Regions from separate parts of the Mus musculus genome. Here region 2 is linked to region 1. A link is a loop called in an ENCODE intact Hi-C map of the cell type or tissue named here. Cell type or tissue: gastrocnemius. All regions are shown on one strand.

The links. Hi-C counts contacts between places; a loop is a spot of excess contacts. Peaks named below come from ENCODE experiments on the same cell type or tissue, not always from the same donor. Only the 100,000 strongest peaks of a DNase experiment are listed, where the experiment ranks them.
Region 2: it touches region 1 in a loop (2.5-fold over the local background); 5 of 42 quality-filtered maps call a loop at or near these places.

What each region holds. Positions count from the first base shown.
Region 1 is chr11:98,262,024-98,270,023 of GRCm38, forward strand. Mir5119 (microRNA 5119) reads left to right here and starts at 583; the gene lies at 583-639. It also overlaps a transcript of Cdk12 not described here. In gastrocnemius, no CTCF peak of the experiment used is centred here; DNase peaks (open chromatin) are centred at 3,222, 4,038, 4,878 and 5,266; H3K27ac peaks cover 206 bases.
Region 2 is chr11:98,435,726-98,443,725 of GRCm38, forward strand. It overlaps Erbb2 (erb-b2 receptor tyrosine kinase 2), which reads left to right. Exons shown (of 27, transcript NM_001003817.1): 26 at 204-456; 27 at 588-1,991. The coding sequence ends at 943. It overlaps Mien1 (migration and invasion enhancer 1), which reads right to left and starts at 3,263. Exons shown (of 4, transcript NM_025559.2): 1 at 3,133-3,263; 2 at 2,922-3,019; 3 at 2,512-2,588; 4 at 1,983-2,420. The coding sequence starts at 3,221. The coding sequence ends at 2,337. In gastrocnemius, a CTCF peak has its summit at 3,325 (motif pointing left); a DNase peak (open chromatin) is centred at 3,278; H3K4me3 peaks cover 1,247 bases; H3K27ac peaks cover 1,074 bases.

The sequences.
Region 1 (8,000 bases):
TGCCTAGTCTAGCAAATTGAGATCTATCCCTAGAACCCACATAATGGAAGGAGAGAACCAATACCTGCAAGTTGTCCTTTGACCTCCACAAACACTGGCACAGGCATCCCTCCCATACACATATACATAAATGTAATTTTGAAAAAAGAATGGCATGCAAATTTTACAAATAATTTTTAACAATATAACTAAATTGTTGGGAAGAAAGTGGTAGTCATAGCCAAAGATCTTAATGCCCGTAGAGTTACCCCAAATTTTCAAAGAACCCTTGGCCCCAAACTAAGGGACTGATACTAGGGAAAACCTCCTCAGAGGCAAAGTGAAAAATTCATACCAAATCTCAGCTTAGGTTCTTTGTCATTATAATAAATTTATGTCGGAAGAATCCAAATGGAGAGAGAGCACCTTGAGGCAAGGCTAGAGGGAGTTTCACTGAATGGGATATGGAATCATGACTCAGGAGAGTTGGTGGGCACCTTCTGCCTTTCTCTTATTTGTAGAGCTAGGGGAAGCTATTTGGTGTTCTTGGACCGTGCATAAGGAAAAGTGTTGCACAGTGGTCAGAACCAAAAATAAGCTTATCAGGGCTGGCCTATGGGACAGATACTATAAGTCATCTCATCCTGGGGCTGGGTCTGCTGTACCTCCTTATGCTTGCTTTTACTGGACATAAAAAATTGGGAACCTGTTAGTAGCAAAAAGGAAAATGCTGACGAAAGCAGCAAAATGCTGAGCAACATGAAGATAGTTAAGGTCTGTGTTAGGGATCTACCAACTGATACTGTCCGTGGATAACAAGGAGACAGATCCCATTGTGTATCATTTGTGGTCAGTCCACTGCATTATAGTTGAAAGAATATAGGAATATGGGGTTAATCTCCATGCAAAGACTTTGTTCCTGCAAAGGAAATGCACAATAAACCTAGTTACCCAAATTGCAACTAATCTACTCTTGTAAACCTTTCTGTTTCATAACTAAGGCCATTTTCTGACTTTAAACTCCTTAAAGAAGCTGTGATGAACAAGAGAACCTCCAATTGAAGATGGTGGTCTGGTCTAAAGTTATGTTACCCCCTCCAAGTTAGAATCTTGCATTAACCATAACATGCATTGGCCTCTATAGTATTTCTGTGTTTCACAGCTTGTATTCTATTAAATTTTCTGACATATACCTTAAGTATCAGGGCCATGGTTTTTTACTTATCATCCTGGGAACTAGTCTTTGGAGGTAGGAATCTGGAACAGTCAGCTCTTCTGGAAGAATTCTTAAGATTCATTTGCCACTTTGGGGGCATGTAGGTTTAAGAGAATTGGAGAAAAAGCAACCATCATACTGTTACTGTTACTGTAGCTGTCAACATTGTAATCTCCGATGCATGACCACATACCCTCTTTGCACTGGTTGCTTGTCCTGTGTCTAATGTAGCTTCTTATTTTTCTTTGCAGATAGCAGCAGCAGGGATGGCCTTTGAAGAACTCCAGACACCCATCAGTTACCTTGCATCCAGAGCCTCTCAAACAATCTCATTCACAATACTTGAAGCCAGGTAGGGACTTAAAGCCAGTCAGAAGCCACTGGCCTGATTGTACATGGAGTAGCACCCCACTTGTGACAAGGGCAGTTTCTTCTCTGAAATCCCCAAAAAAGTGTCCTGAGTTTTTATTTGGCCCTATTCTGGTATCCTACCTAGTAGTTAACAAGCTCTCTCCAGCTAGAATGAGTGAGCCCTCTCTAACAGTAGCAGTTACTTCATTCCTGTGTTACCAGATAGATATGCCTCTACACGGGAGTACTGACATTATTATTCAGTTACTTTCAACCTCCTTTAGGGTGAATATCTCCCTTACCCATACCCCTTCATATACAAAACACTTTTCCCCCAAAAGCTGTTTTTTGTTTTGTTTTCTATTTCTTTTTTTTTTAATATTTATTTATTTATTATATATAAGTATACTGCAGCTGTCTTCAGACACACCAGTCAGATCTCCTTAAGGATGGTTGTGAGCCACCATGTGGTTGCTGGGACTTGAACTCAGGACCTTCAGAAGAGCAGTTGGGTGCTCTTATCCGCTGAGCCATCTCACCAGCCCTGTTTTCTATTTCTTTAAGTCAAGATAGGACAATGCTATCTCTTCTTGCCTCTAATGAACTTCACTGCCTTCTTTCTAGGTTCAGTGGAAAAGTCCACCTATCCAAACACTGCATGAGACACCAGAAGTGGAGGCCTGCAGCTCTGCAGTCATTCCCAGAGCCGGCATCTCCACCTTCCCTACCTGAGAGTAGGTACGGTGTTTCACTCACTTCACAGATGATGGGTGGCCTCTAGCTCTGTCTCTATCACTCGTGTTTATTTCCTTTCCCTGCCTCTCATATGAACTGGGACTCTAGGTTCTACATCTAGTTTCTCAAGGAATATTTTTGTTCAGTGTCTCCAAAAATGGAAGGCGTTTGTGACTCAGCTCTTCTTCTCAGTAGTTTCCAAGTCCTAGTATTTAGGATGCCCTTCTAGTGTCCATCAGGTGTCCATCCCTTTTCTGTAGTTTAGAACCGTTTCCCTCCTGTTTAGCAGGTAGTGGAGGTAGTAAACAGACTGTGATGATGGTGAAGAACGATCCAGTAACACATAGCCTCCCTCTTGAAAGCTGAAATTTTGAAGGCTTAACTGGAAGAATACCTGGCTCTTTTGAGTGTTTATCTAGTGTCTGTTCTTTAGGACCAGTATCTTGCCTCTGTCCCTAACACCCACATATCCCAGCGAATGGAAAAGGAACAGCTCTAGCTAGGGTATAGTCTACCAGTAGATGTTACTCTTGTAACTATGATGTCAGCTTTATTCTGGGCTCTATGGAGAGTTGTCAGGGTTAGAGCATCTTCCTGCCTCCCGGATGCTAGCGGTGACCCTGTCTTATCCTTTAGACTTTCTGACTTCTCTCTCGGCAGTGCTTCTCACCTCTGCAACCCAGACAGCCAAAGCAGCAGGTCCAGATAAGTGCCTCTGGATCCATCCCATAAACAACCATCAAACCCAGACACTAGTCAGGTGCTGTTTCCTAGAAGCATGTGTGTCAGAGTTGTTAGAAAGCAGGACATGTCAGAATGTAGTCAGGTACTACATGCCCATGAACTTCCCTAATGGCAAAGGTTACAACTGCTATTTAGTTGTCTTATCAGTCAGGTTACCTGACCAGTGGGGCAACTGCAGTTCTGATTTCTACCACACGAGGGCACTGCTGGCCAATTAAAATCCAAGCCCCTTAGGAAACAGATGGATGAGGGCGCTCTTTTCAGGGAATGATCAGAAACACTCCCAGAGAGCCAGAGAACCTGGCCCAGAAGCCAAAAAAATAACTGATACCACTTGTAATTCCCTTAAAATGGCCTGAGGCCTAAATACTTGGTCTTTTGGGCCTGTGATTGAGTGGATACCCAGCTGAACTTAAGTTCCAGGAGCTATGTCTTCTTCAAGGTTTGCCTGACTCCAGCTGTTTAACCCACTGTCCTCATCCCTTCAAGATGTTGAGTTCCAGTCCAGGAGGATGGGGTTGAATGGTTTCACAAGGGAAAAGGTTTTCTACAAGTATTCAAAGGAAAGTGTCTTTGTGAGAAAGTATGGAAAGAATGGAGTCTAAAATAGTGGGTGACCTCATCTCTCCCCCTGACAGCCAACCCCCACCCCCAACACAAACCTACAGGATTCAAGTTTAATAGATCTTTGTGTCTGTTTGGGCAAACCACATCTAGGACTCTAGAGAGCTCTGAGCCAAAAAAAAAAATGTATCAGAAAACAGCATGGTGGGGACTCTGTGCCATGTCATGACTCGCTGGGCATGCCAAGTGGCTTGGGATCCTGTGGGACTGAGGACCCCACAGTTTATACTCAGTCAGAATGAACAGGCTCAGGGAGATGACAGGGTCTTCTTCCTTTTCCTCCTTCCCCCATGCCTGAAGGCCCCTCCCCAGGAGGACAGCTTGATTAAACAGTCGGTGCTGCTGGAATTACTGCACAGCTGGTGCTCCCCCCAGCACCCCGAGCAGAGCAGCAGTGCAGATTAAAATCTCCAATTAGCGTTAAAGTGAAGTGAGGAGGTGCTGAGGCTGCCAAGGCAGCCAGGCCGAAACCCTGAGTTGGCACCCTCGCTCATGCCTGATTCTGAGTGCTACCCTTAGTCACTCCTTTGTGAGTCCTTTTCTGACAGTGCTCAGTGTCTGTTAGACTTGTATCACTTGAGGGGGACCTTGGGTTGGAGGCAGATGTCTTAACTGGTAAAATGCTAGGACTTCATAAATTGGAAGAAAGCAAGATCAATCAGTGATTGTGAAGCGCTGTGGACAGCCAGGCTATGGCAAGTGCTACTGCTGCTGTGTTTTGCTTACAGAAAGAGTCAACAGGACAGATCCCTTGGAGCTTAAGGTGCTCAGGGGCATGGTGTCCACATGAACATACATCTGTGTATATTTGATCCTATCTGTCCTATCTGCTCCCACCCAAATTATGGCTCCTTTCCTCCTCTCTCCATTTTTCTCTTAGCCTTCTTATAGGCATGAGTAGGCATAGCTGAGCCCCAGAGTGTCCCTATGCCTTTCCACCTGGGTCCTAGCTAGTTGCTCTTTATCTTCCTAGTTTGGAGAATAGCAGAGGTAGGTATTATACCAAGACGAATCAGACCTTTCCCTCCTGAACATCTTACCCACTCCAGAGATCCCTCTGCCCTTTCCTTTTGTTCCTTGCCTGTCAAATTCAGAAGCAGGGTAGAACAGCTAGCCACACTATCTAACTGCCCTCTGCCCCTTTAAGAGAAATGGAGGTGGTGCCTAGCTGACTTAACCTACTCACACCTCAAAAAATTAGACACCAGGGCATGGTGCCACTCTCCCAGACTGGCACATGCTACCCTGGCAGAGGTTCAAGCACACCCCCATGTCATATTCCTACCCTACATCTTCCTCTACTCTCTCTCTCCCCACATCTTTTTTTTTTTTCCTCAGCTCAAAGCACAGCTGAGCCTTAAAAGGGGGGTGGGGGTGGAAAGACCAAGCTGGGGCAGGGGGGTGTAGTGCGCCAATAGCACGTTTTCACCTGCCATTTAATTGGATGTATTTTTAATTAATGGGACCTCAGGGACCAACATGAGACAATCTGATCTCTGAATAGGGACAGGGGAGGGATTGGATAAGGGAGGAGGATTGGGCCACTGGGTGCGGTTACCAGGAATCCGGGCCCATCAATCACTGGCCACTTTGCGTTCTGGCATGGAGAATAGCGAGGTGGAAGAAAAGGGGAGGCATTGGGGAAAGGTGCCAGGATTTCCCCCCAACTGGCAGGACCTCCAGAAGAGATGGAGTTGTGCTGATTTACTCAGGTTTGCAGCTTAAATTTGCAGCCAGAATTGTAGGTAAGGCTGTGCTCTTGCTCCTGCAGTTTTGACTAGATGGGTTGATCTCAGAGAGTATAACACTATGGAAGGGGGGTGGGGTAAAACTTTGAGGTCCCTGAAGAAAAAGGGTAAGAACTAGGGACCATGGACCTGGGGCTGTGGTAGAGGAAATCTGAAAGGGGTAGAGTTGGGGGCCATTTCTACACATTTCGATAGGAAATAAGTACCATAGCAGTTACATGGAAAATGACACCCAAATGAGATCTGGTGAATTTGGGTCTGAATCTTAGAACATTAATGTTATAAAGACGGGAACTTGGAGCTCATCTTATCTGACTCATTCCTTATACAGATGTGGAAGCCAGACCCAGAGAGGAAGAACAAATTGAATCCTGCTCTGAAGTTGCTTTATGTTCTGGATTTGGAGAGTTCCTGGGAGCATTGGGCAAGAAAAAATAGGTAGGTAAGGAGAGAAGAAAGTCAGATGAAAAGTGTAAGCAATGTGTTCTGTCCTCCACTGCCTGAAGTCTCATGTCGCTGGCTCCTGATTGTTGGAGCAGTTTAGGAAAGTCAGCAGATAGAGTTTATAAGAGACACAGTGGGGAACCATACCCTTTGTGTGGCCTGTTCCAGAGGTAATTATCCTTCAGCCCTCTCTGTAGAATTCTGCCATGTTTTAAGGTCTAAGGGAAAGAAATGCTTCAGCTACCTCAACTATTAACCAAAAGGCAAATCTACCAAGGAAAACTACATTTTTCCTAGTGGAAATCTTATCACAAGTTTCCATGCTATAATAAAAATGATTGGAAACTGTTATGCTAAAGTGTCCGGGGTAGTTTACACCTCTTGTCCCACTACTACAATAAAAACAGTGGTAAAATGCAAGGCCCTACAAGAAAGCTAGGAGTGTTCCTGGATCCATGTAGCTCTAGAGTCTTAGGTCCCCTCTGGCTCTTACAGTGATGGCTTTCCTGGCGAGAAGGATACATTTCCAGTCCAGCTATCTATACCCTGTTCCCTTACTTCCTTTATTGTCTATATGCTAGGGCCAGGGAGAGAAGGATGAATGAAGGTAATGGAAGGATTTCCTACCAGTTTCCCAAAGGTGGCATTTCTCAAAATTTTCCTGTCTTAAAATCTTCAAAATTCTTTGATCTGTGCTTTATGAGGCTAAACTGGGGTGGAGGCAAGATAGGTTGGAGGGTTAAAAGGCAATACCAGTAGAATTCACCACGCTTTCCGACTCCCATCCTTACCTTCCTTCCACTCCTAGAACTGTCTTCTTTTTTAGTAACCTCAGGCCCTTGAGAAACACAGGATCTGCCTCTAGCTTCCAACCTTTTCCTGATCTGCCTTAGACTGTCAGGGGCTGTCATGGTCTGTTACTCACAGACAGGGTGAGAAGCCCTCATATTCCCCTAGGACAGTCTGGAAAAAAATCCTTCTAGGCCCCATCCTGCATCCAAGTGCCTCAGGGCTGTTGGTATCAAGAAACTGTGCCAAAACCTGTCCTGTCAGGGGGATGAGGAAGAAGAGAAGATAGTGTTGATGCTTTAGAACTGAGACCTGTCGTTCCACCCATGGGACTGGCTGCTCAATGTAGTGCAGGACAGTCATAGTGAATATTGTTTGAGGATAGGTGGCTACTGTTGACAGAGCTGCTCTTTCAAGTCTGACATACAGAGCAGTGAAGATAGCACAAAGCAAAGGAAGAAAGGTATCTATTCTCTGTAGAAAAGCCTCCTCCGGGGCTGGTGAGATGGCTCAGTGGGTAAGAGCACCCGACTGCTCTTCCAAAGGTCAGGAGTTCAAATCCCAGCAACCACATGGTGGCTCACAACCATCCCTAACGAGGTCTGACTCCCTCTTCTGGAGTGTCTGAGGACAGCTACAGTGTACTTACATATAATAAATAAATAAATTTAAAAAAAAAAAAAAAAAAAAAAAAAGAAAAGCCTCCTCCTCTCTTTATAGGCCTTGGTGACTGGGTCACCTCTGCTCCAGGTGTTGGAGGCACAGGAAAGCAGTCACCGTGCATTCTGAATGTCCTTTGAGGGACTAGAGCTGCTTTCCCTCCTTCTAATTCTGCCAGGCCTGACACCCACTTCCAAGGTTATCCCAGGGTGTCAGATCTATAGCCTTAAGTCCAAGACTAGAACCTGCTAAGAAGTCCAGAAGAAACTCAGGCCCTTTGTGGGAAAATACCTAGATATGAAATAAATATAGTAGAAAAAGATAGCAGCACCAAGAATTCATTACATTCTGGGATTAGTCAGCATTGGCCTAGTATTCCTCCCTTCAGTTTTCCTTTCTTTTCGTTTTGTTTTGTTTTGTTGAGACATGGTTTCTCTGTGTAGCCCTGGCTGTCCTAGAACTCACTTTGTAGACCAGGCTGACCTCGAACTCAGAAATCCGCCTGCCTCTGCCTCCCAAGTGCTGGGATTAAAGGCGTGGCCACTACTGCCCGCCTCCCTTCAGTTTTCCCATGGGTGAGAATAGATCTGGAAGTCTGAACCTTTCACCCCGATACTTAGAAAGCTGTTGTACAGATTCTCCTTATATCTTCCAGGGCCTTAGACAGGAAAGGAGAGAGAGAGATTGACAGAGGTGGCAGTGCCATTGTG
Region 2 (8,000 bases), 170 kb after region 1:
CTCGGAATAGGGATGGTCCTGCCCTTTGAGCTCCCCCACCCTCACCTTTCCTGAAGATTCCATTACCATGGCTGCTTTCCAACCCTTGGGGCCCCACTCTCTCCATCACTGCCACCATCGTGACCTGTGTTTCTCTCCTGGGACCCCGTTGTTCCCCTCGCAGACTTTTGAGTAGCTCCCATCATGACCTTCTCTTACCCCAGAGTGGCGGTGGTGAGCTGACACTGGGCCTGGAGCCCTCGGAAGAAGAGCCCCCCAGATCTCCACTGGCTCCCTCCGAAGGGGCTGGCTCCGATGTGTTTGATGGTGACCTGGCAGTGGGGGTAACCAAAGGACTGCAGAGCCTCTCTCCACATGACCTCAGCCCTCTACAGCGGTACAGTGAGGATCCCACATTACCTCTGCCCCCCGAGACTGATGGCTACGTTGCTCCCCTGGCCTGCAGCCCCCAGCCCGGTATGAAATCCAGGCCCGAGAGATTGGGAGGAGAGGGGAGTTGAGAACCCTCAGGCTACACCCACTGAGGGGCAATGATGGGGCAGGAATATCTTGGACCCTTTCCCTAACAACATCTCTTCTCTCCTCAGAGTATGTGAACCAGCCAGAGGTTCGGCCTCAGTCTCCCTTGACCCCAGAGGGTCCTCCGCCTCCCATCCGACCTGCTGGTGCTACTCTAGAAAGACCCAAGACTCTCTCTCCTGGGAAAAATGGGGTTGTCAAAGACGTTTTTGCCTTTGGGGGTGCTGTGGAGAACCCTGAATACTTAGCACCCAGAGCAGGCACTGCCTCTCAGCCCCACCCTTCTCCTGCCTTCAGCCCAGCCTTTGACAACCTCTATTACTGGGACCAGAACTCATCGGAGCAGGGTCCTCCACCAAGTACCTTTGAAGGGACCCCCACTGCAGAGAACCCTGAGTACCTAGGCCTGGATGTGCCAGTATGAGGTCACATGTGCAGACATCCTCTGTCTTCAGAGTGGGGAAGGAAGGCCTAACTTGTGGTCTCCATCGCCCGCCACAAAGCAGGGAGAAGGTCCTCTGGCCACATGACATCCAGGGCAGCCGGCTATGCCAGGAACGTGCCCTGAGGAACCTCGCTCGATGCTTCAATCCTGAGTGGTTAAGAGGGCCCCGCCTGGCCGGAAGAGACAGCACACTGTTCAGCCCCAGAGGATTACAGACCCTGACTGCCCTGACAGACTGTAGGGTCCAGTGGGTATTCCTTACCTGGCCTGGCTCTCTTGGTTCTGAAGACTGAGGGAAGCTCAGCCTGCAAGGGAGGAGGCCCCAGGTGAATATCCTGGGAGCAGGACACCCCACTAGGACTGAGGCACGTGCATCCCAAGAGGGGGACAGCACTTGCACCCAGACTGGTCTTTGTACAGAGTTTATTTTGTTCTGTTTTTACTTTTGTTTTTTGTTTTTTTTTTAAAGATGAAATAAGGATACAGTGGGAGAGTGGGTGTTATATGAAAGTCGGGGGGTGCTGTCCCCTTTCTCCATTTGCAATGAGATTTGTAAAATAACTGGACCCCAGCCTATGTCTGAGAGTGGTCCCGGGCCGGGTCAAACCGTATTGCTCATCTGACACACAGCTCCTCCTGGAGTGAGTGTGTAGAGATCTTCCAAAAGTTTGAGACAATTTGGCTTTGGGCTTGAGGGACTGGGGAGTTAGGATTCCTTCTGAAGGCCCTTTGGCAACAGGGTCATTCTCCGTTGGACACACTCATACCAAGGCTACCCCCAGAATACTCCGTTGGACACACTCATTCCAAGGCTACCCCCAGAATGAAGTCCTGTCCTCCCAGTGGGAGAGGGGAGCTTGTGGAGAGCATTGCCATGTGACTTGTTTTCCTTGCCTTAGAAAGAAGTATCCATCCAGGAAAACCCCACCCACTAGGTGTTAGTCCCACCCACTAGGTGTTAGCAGGGCCAGACTGACCTGTGTGCCCCCCGCACAGGCTGGACATAAACACACGCCAGTTGACACAAGCATTTGTAATTACTCTTTATTGCCAAGAGCCGACACTGCCCAGGATTCAGGGAAAATAAGTTATAGCAACCGTGGCATCTGAAAGGTATTGCCACGCTGGGGAGAGGACCAAACTGCAGAGGGCACAGATCCCGGGAGAGCGATGGTGATGTTCACAGAGAACATCTCTTTTCTGCCTTTGGCCACAGAAATGTCTAGTCCCTCCTTGTGCCCTAAGAGGCAAAGTGAAGTCAGGGTCTTAGTTACCTAGGGCCAAGTGAGGGGCTAAAGGTAGAGGGATTCCTAGCGTAACCACAAGGAAAGGTTTAAACCCCAGAACCAAGCTTCCAAGAATCATTTCTTAGTCACAGGATGACACAGGGAGGCCGGCTGTTGGTGATCTTTTCTACAGGTTCTCCATTGCTGGCTCTTCGGATGGCTTCCATGAGCTAGCGGACAGAGACATGGGCGAGTGTCATGCACAGGAGAGGAGGGTGTGTCTCGTCTCAGCCACCCTCCCGAGGTACATTAAATACTCACGTCTTTCTCATAAGGAAACCCTCCATTCTCCAGCTTGGAGAACACCAGCTGTCCATTGATCTCAATCTCGAAGGCCCCTGGTAGGAAATAAATGCAAGAACGAACTAAGAACAACAGGCAGAAGTTCAGGGAGGTCCTTGGCACCACCTCGAGTCCAAGCAAGACTGTTCATGGCCTCGGCAGACACCGATCCTGAAGCCATTCAGCCCCAAACCCCAAAGTCCTCACCCGTGCGTCTTTCCAATACGCCATTAAGAGTTCCTTCACTCCAAACCCACAGTAGGCATTTTTGCTATGTGTCAGACCCTACTAGGGGCTTTATATACAACAGCCAATGTCAGCTCTAGAATGTAGGGAGAGCTGGAGTTTTATCACATGGACTGACTCAGCAGGTGCTCTGCGGACCTCACCTGTCCCCCCGAGTCGCGACTCAATCTCAATGCCCGGATACTCCTCCTTCACAGCGCTCGCCAGCTCCAGGTAGGTCGCCTCAAAGCCGCAGGGTTTACTGGGGAGAAGAGACGTGGAGTGAGCTGGGGTTCCGGGGGTGGGGCCTCCCGTGGATCCACCCCCATCTTGCGGGCGAGCACAAGAGGCTCCTTTTCAACCCGAGTGGCTTACCAGTACTCCACCACGATGTGGACTCCACTGCCTGCTTCCACCTCCCCGGGAGGGGGCACTACGGACACCGGCGCTGGCTCCCCACTCATTGCTGCCCGCTCCGCTGCAGGGCTGCTTCCGGGTGTGACGCCACGCCAAAGTCACGTGGGGGGCGTGTCCGTGGGCGTGTCCGGACCTCGCTTTGCGTCGGGGCGCCCTCTGCCGTCAGCAGGTACTGCTACATCTTGATCCAGCTGCAGAGCGAATATCCTGGACCAGCACTGATCCTGGGTTCTGAGAGCTCATTGGCATCCAATGCTCACAGTCATGGATTTGCTTACTAACGAACTGCCTGTGATCACAAAGCTATTTTCCATTTACAAAAGACAGAGAAAATGGGGCAGGCGGCCGAGGTAGCTGATGGTCTGTGATTGGTGTTGCTATTTACCTCTCGAACGATGATAGCGTTTGAAACCACACCATACTGCTTTTCTTTCGAGTTCTTTTTTTTTTAACTTTTAAGAATATTTTAATTACGTATATATGTGTATAAGTGTGAATTTATGCATGCGAGGGCATCTTTAAAACTTACTACATTTATTTATTAATTTGTGGACGAGTGTGTATTGGAGGTGGGGGCCATGCCATAGCATGCTTTTGAAGGTCAGAGTACAGCAACTTTCGGCCTCCTCCATCTTATCATGTGGGTCCCAGGGATTGAACTCAGAGTATCAGATTCTGTCTCAAAGGTCTGTCTCTTACAGGTCAAGCGTCTTCATCAGCCCAGAACTCTAGTTCTTTTGACTCTGAAGTGCTGACCCCCACTTTATGCACACTCCTCATCCCTGCCTCTTGCTAGAGGGCTAGTGTCATTGAACTCAGTTTGTAATTCTGGAACTGCAGCCTGGGTCCTCCCTGTCTCTTCCTTCCCTGAAGCACCACTACAGTATCGTAACAAGTCACCCATTCTGGTGTCCCTTGAAACTGTTCATTGTTGGGTCGGTCTGTGTTTGCTGAGTTCTGACGTCATCCCATCTAGTTATAGGATATTTCAATGGATCTAAGAAGGCCTTTCCTGTTTGCTTGCAGCTTCCAACTCCAGCCCCAAGCAATCGCTGCTCTGCTCTCTAAACTTTTCTGGACATTTCACATAAATGGACTCTTGCAGCATGTGACGTTTGCTCTGTTGTATCAGAGCAAGCCTCCATCCAGTGCTGTGTCCCAGGCGTTCCTTTCTATTGATGAATACTATTTCATTCTGTTGTATAGAAAAAGCACAGATTATTTGTCTATTAACATTAATCTGGGTTTCTTTGGGTTGTTTGTTTTGAGTAAATGTCTTGTAGATGCCTTTGTATGGATGTGTTGCCATTTCTCTTAAGTTCCTTAGAGTAAAATTAAAACTACTGGGCTGCGAGAAATTTATATTTAACTCTTTATGGATTGCCTACCTGCTTTTGTTTTTGTTTTTTGTTTTTGTTTTTTTTTTTCTAAGCAGCTGTAGCATTTTACACCACCAAAAGGGCACAAGGAGTTGTTTCTTCATAGCCACCACAAATACTGGTTGCCTGTCTCTTTGATGATATTACTTTTTTTTTTTTAGATTAAATTTATTTATTTATTTTATGTATATATGAGTAGACTGCAGCTGTACTGATAGTTGTGAGCCATCATGTGGTTGCTGGGAATTTGAATTCAGGATCTCTTCTCACTCCGGTAGACCCTGCTCACTCTGGTCGGCCCGCTTGCTCCAGTCTAAAGATTTATTTATTATTATATCTAAGTACACTGTAGCTGTCTTCAGACACCCCAGAAGAGGGTGTCAGATCTCATTATGGGTGGTTGAGTGCCACCATGTGGTTGCTAGGATTTGAACTCAGGACCTTCAGAAGAGCAATCAGTGCTTTTAACCACTGAGCCATCTCTCCAGCCCTGATGATAGTTATTCTTTTAGGTAATGCAATAGGCCATCTTTTCAAGTAGTCACATTTTTGCTGTTGGTTTTTTTTTTTTTTTTTTTTTTTTTTTTGAGACAGGGTTTCTCTATAGCCCTGGCTGTCCTGGAACTCACTCTGTAGACCAAGCTGGCCTCGAACTCAGAAATCTGCCTGCCTCTCCCTCCCATGTGCTGGGATTAAAGGCCTGTGCCACCTTTGCCCATTTTATAGCCCAGTTAAATTGGGTTACTTTCTTTTTATTATTGGCATCTAAGAGTTCTCTATATATCCTACATACAATATCTCAAGTGAAATAAGTATTTACAAAGATTTTCTCTTGCTATTTGCAGCACACACACACTAAATGAATATACGCAATTAAAATGTTTTTCTTTTAAAAGTCCTTTGCAAGGCCGGGCCTGGTGGTGTACACCTTTAATCCCAGCACTTGGGAGGCAGAGACAGGCAGATTTCTGAGTTCGAGGCCAGCCTGGTCTACAGAGTGAGTTCCAGGACAGCCAGGGCTATACAGAGAAACCCTGTCTTGAAAAACCAAAAAACAAAACAAAACAAAAAAAGTCCTTTGCAAGCCGACAGAGGAGACACAAGCCCTTAATCCTTAGTCCCCACACTGGGGAAGCAGAGGCAGGCCGCTCTCTGAGTTCCAGGCCAGCCTGATCTACAGTCAGTTTCAGGACAGGTAGGCTACACAGAGAAACCCTGTCTGGAAACACTACAAACAAACACACAAACAAATAAATAATCTTTTGCCTAACCCAAGGCTACAAATTTTCTCCCATTGTTATTTATTTAACTTTTTGATGTTTCATTGTGATTTTATCTCTTCAGCTCTGATATTTAGGTTTATGATCTATTTTTCTTGTTTGTTTAGTCTTTTGTTTGTTTGTTTGTTTTGTTTTTGAAACATCGTCTTTGTACATAGCATGGCTGTCCTGGAACCCATTCTGTAGACCAGGCTGGCCTTGAACTCATACAGATCCTTTTGCTTCTGCCTCTTGAGTGCTGGAACTAACGGCACGTGCCATCACCACCTGGCTATGATCTATTTTTTTAGTGGTTATTCTTATTTATGTGTATGTCTATATCTGTGCATGTGCATGCATATGCAGATGCCTGTGGAGTCCAGAAGAGGGCATTAGAGCCCCTGGAGTTACAGGCTGTCGTGAACCTTTGGATGTTTAGTGATTGAGAACTGAACTTGGGGTCCTCTGCAAGAGCAGCAAGTGCTCTTGACCACTGAGTCATCTCTCCAGCTCCTTAAGACCTATTTAGAATTATTTTTGTGCATCATGAGAAGCAAAGAGCTAAATTACTCTTTTAGTATGTGAGTATTAAATTGTGACGGTGCCATTAGTTAAAATATCTTTTATCGGGTATTGTGGTACATGTCTGTAACCTCTGCTATTAGGGAGACCCAGCAAGAGGATTGACTGAATTCAGGGACCTTCTGGGCAAAATAGCAAAGCACTGTCTCAAAGATTGTATCTGTTCATTAAATGGGCTTTGCAACTTTGTCAAGATGCTACTAACTCAGATCATGGTGGCTTACGCCTTCATTTCCAGCACTCAGGACAGAGGCAGGTCTGCCTGGTCTACAAAGAGAGTTCCAGGCCAGCCAGAGTTATGTGGTGAGATACTGTCTTAAGTTAAAAAGAAAAAGAAAGGCTGGGCATGGTGGCACACGCCTTTAGTCCCAGCACTTGGGAGGCTGAGGCAGGTGATTTCTGAGTTCGAGGCCAGCCTGGTCTACAAAGTGAGTTCCAGAACAGCCAGGGCTACACAGAGAAACCCTGTCTCGGAAAAACAAACAAACAAACAAAACAACAACACAAAAGAACAAACAAACAAAAAGATACTGGTAAAAGCATAAAGGTTTACATTTGGGCTGTCAGTGCTCTCATGGATCTGTATACAAATAGTACCTTGAAGTTTTGACTTTATAGTAGTGTATATTTGAAAAAGATTCAATAGAAACTGGAATTTGATGCTTGGTAGTTTAGATGTCAATGTACATTTTCCAATTAAAGCATTTTAAAATTAAAAACAGTATTCATTCTGGATGTGGAAACACCAATACCATGGTGCTCTTGTGGAGGTCAGAGGTCAACTATGGTAGTCTGTTCTCTCCTCACTGTGTGGTTCCTGAAAGGAGAACTTAGGCCCTCAGGCTCGCAGCAAGCTGAGCCATCTCCCAGGCTTCTTCACACCAAGGTATTTTATGATGGCACAGATTTTATAAGCCCAGCAGAGGCAGGAAGATGGCCACAAGTACGTGAACAGCTTCAGTTAAATAGGGAGTCTGAGACCAGCTGGGGCTACATATCAAGACGCCAAGATGTCATGTTGGAAAGGCCAAAGTGAGCCAGAGCAATGGCTCAGTGGTTAAGAGCACTGGCTGCTCTAGCAAAGGAAGGACCTGGGTTCAGTTCCCAGCATCCATATAGTGGCTCACAAACATGTCTAACTCCAGTTCCAGGAGTTCTGATGTCCTCTTCCGGACCCCTTGGGCATCAGGCAAGAACATGCTAAACTCAAATACATGTGAATAAATGTAAATAAACGCAAACACATACACATAAATACAAATAAATAAACCTTAAAAACAAAAACTAAGCCCAAAGCCATGGAACAACAAAAATGAAGCTTTACTTCATTTATTTAGTTTTGTTTGTTTGTTTTGAGACAAGGTTTCTTTGTATAGCCTTGACTATCCTGGAACTTGCTCTGTAGATCAGGCTGGCCTTGAACTCACAGAAATCTTCCTGCCTTAGCCTCTGGACTGTTGGAATTAAAGCCATGCACCATCACCACCTGACCAAAAACTAGGTTCGTCTTCTTAATCACTTTTTTTTTAGATTTACTTTTATTTATTTACTTTTATTTATTTACTTTATTGTCTGAGTGCTCAGCTGCATGTACACCTGCATGCCA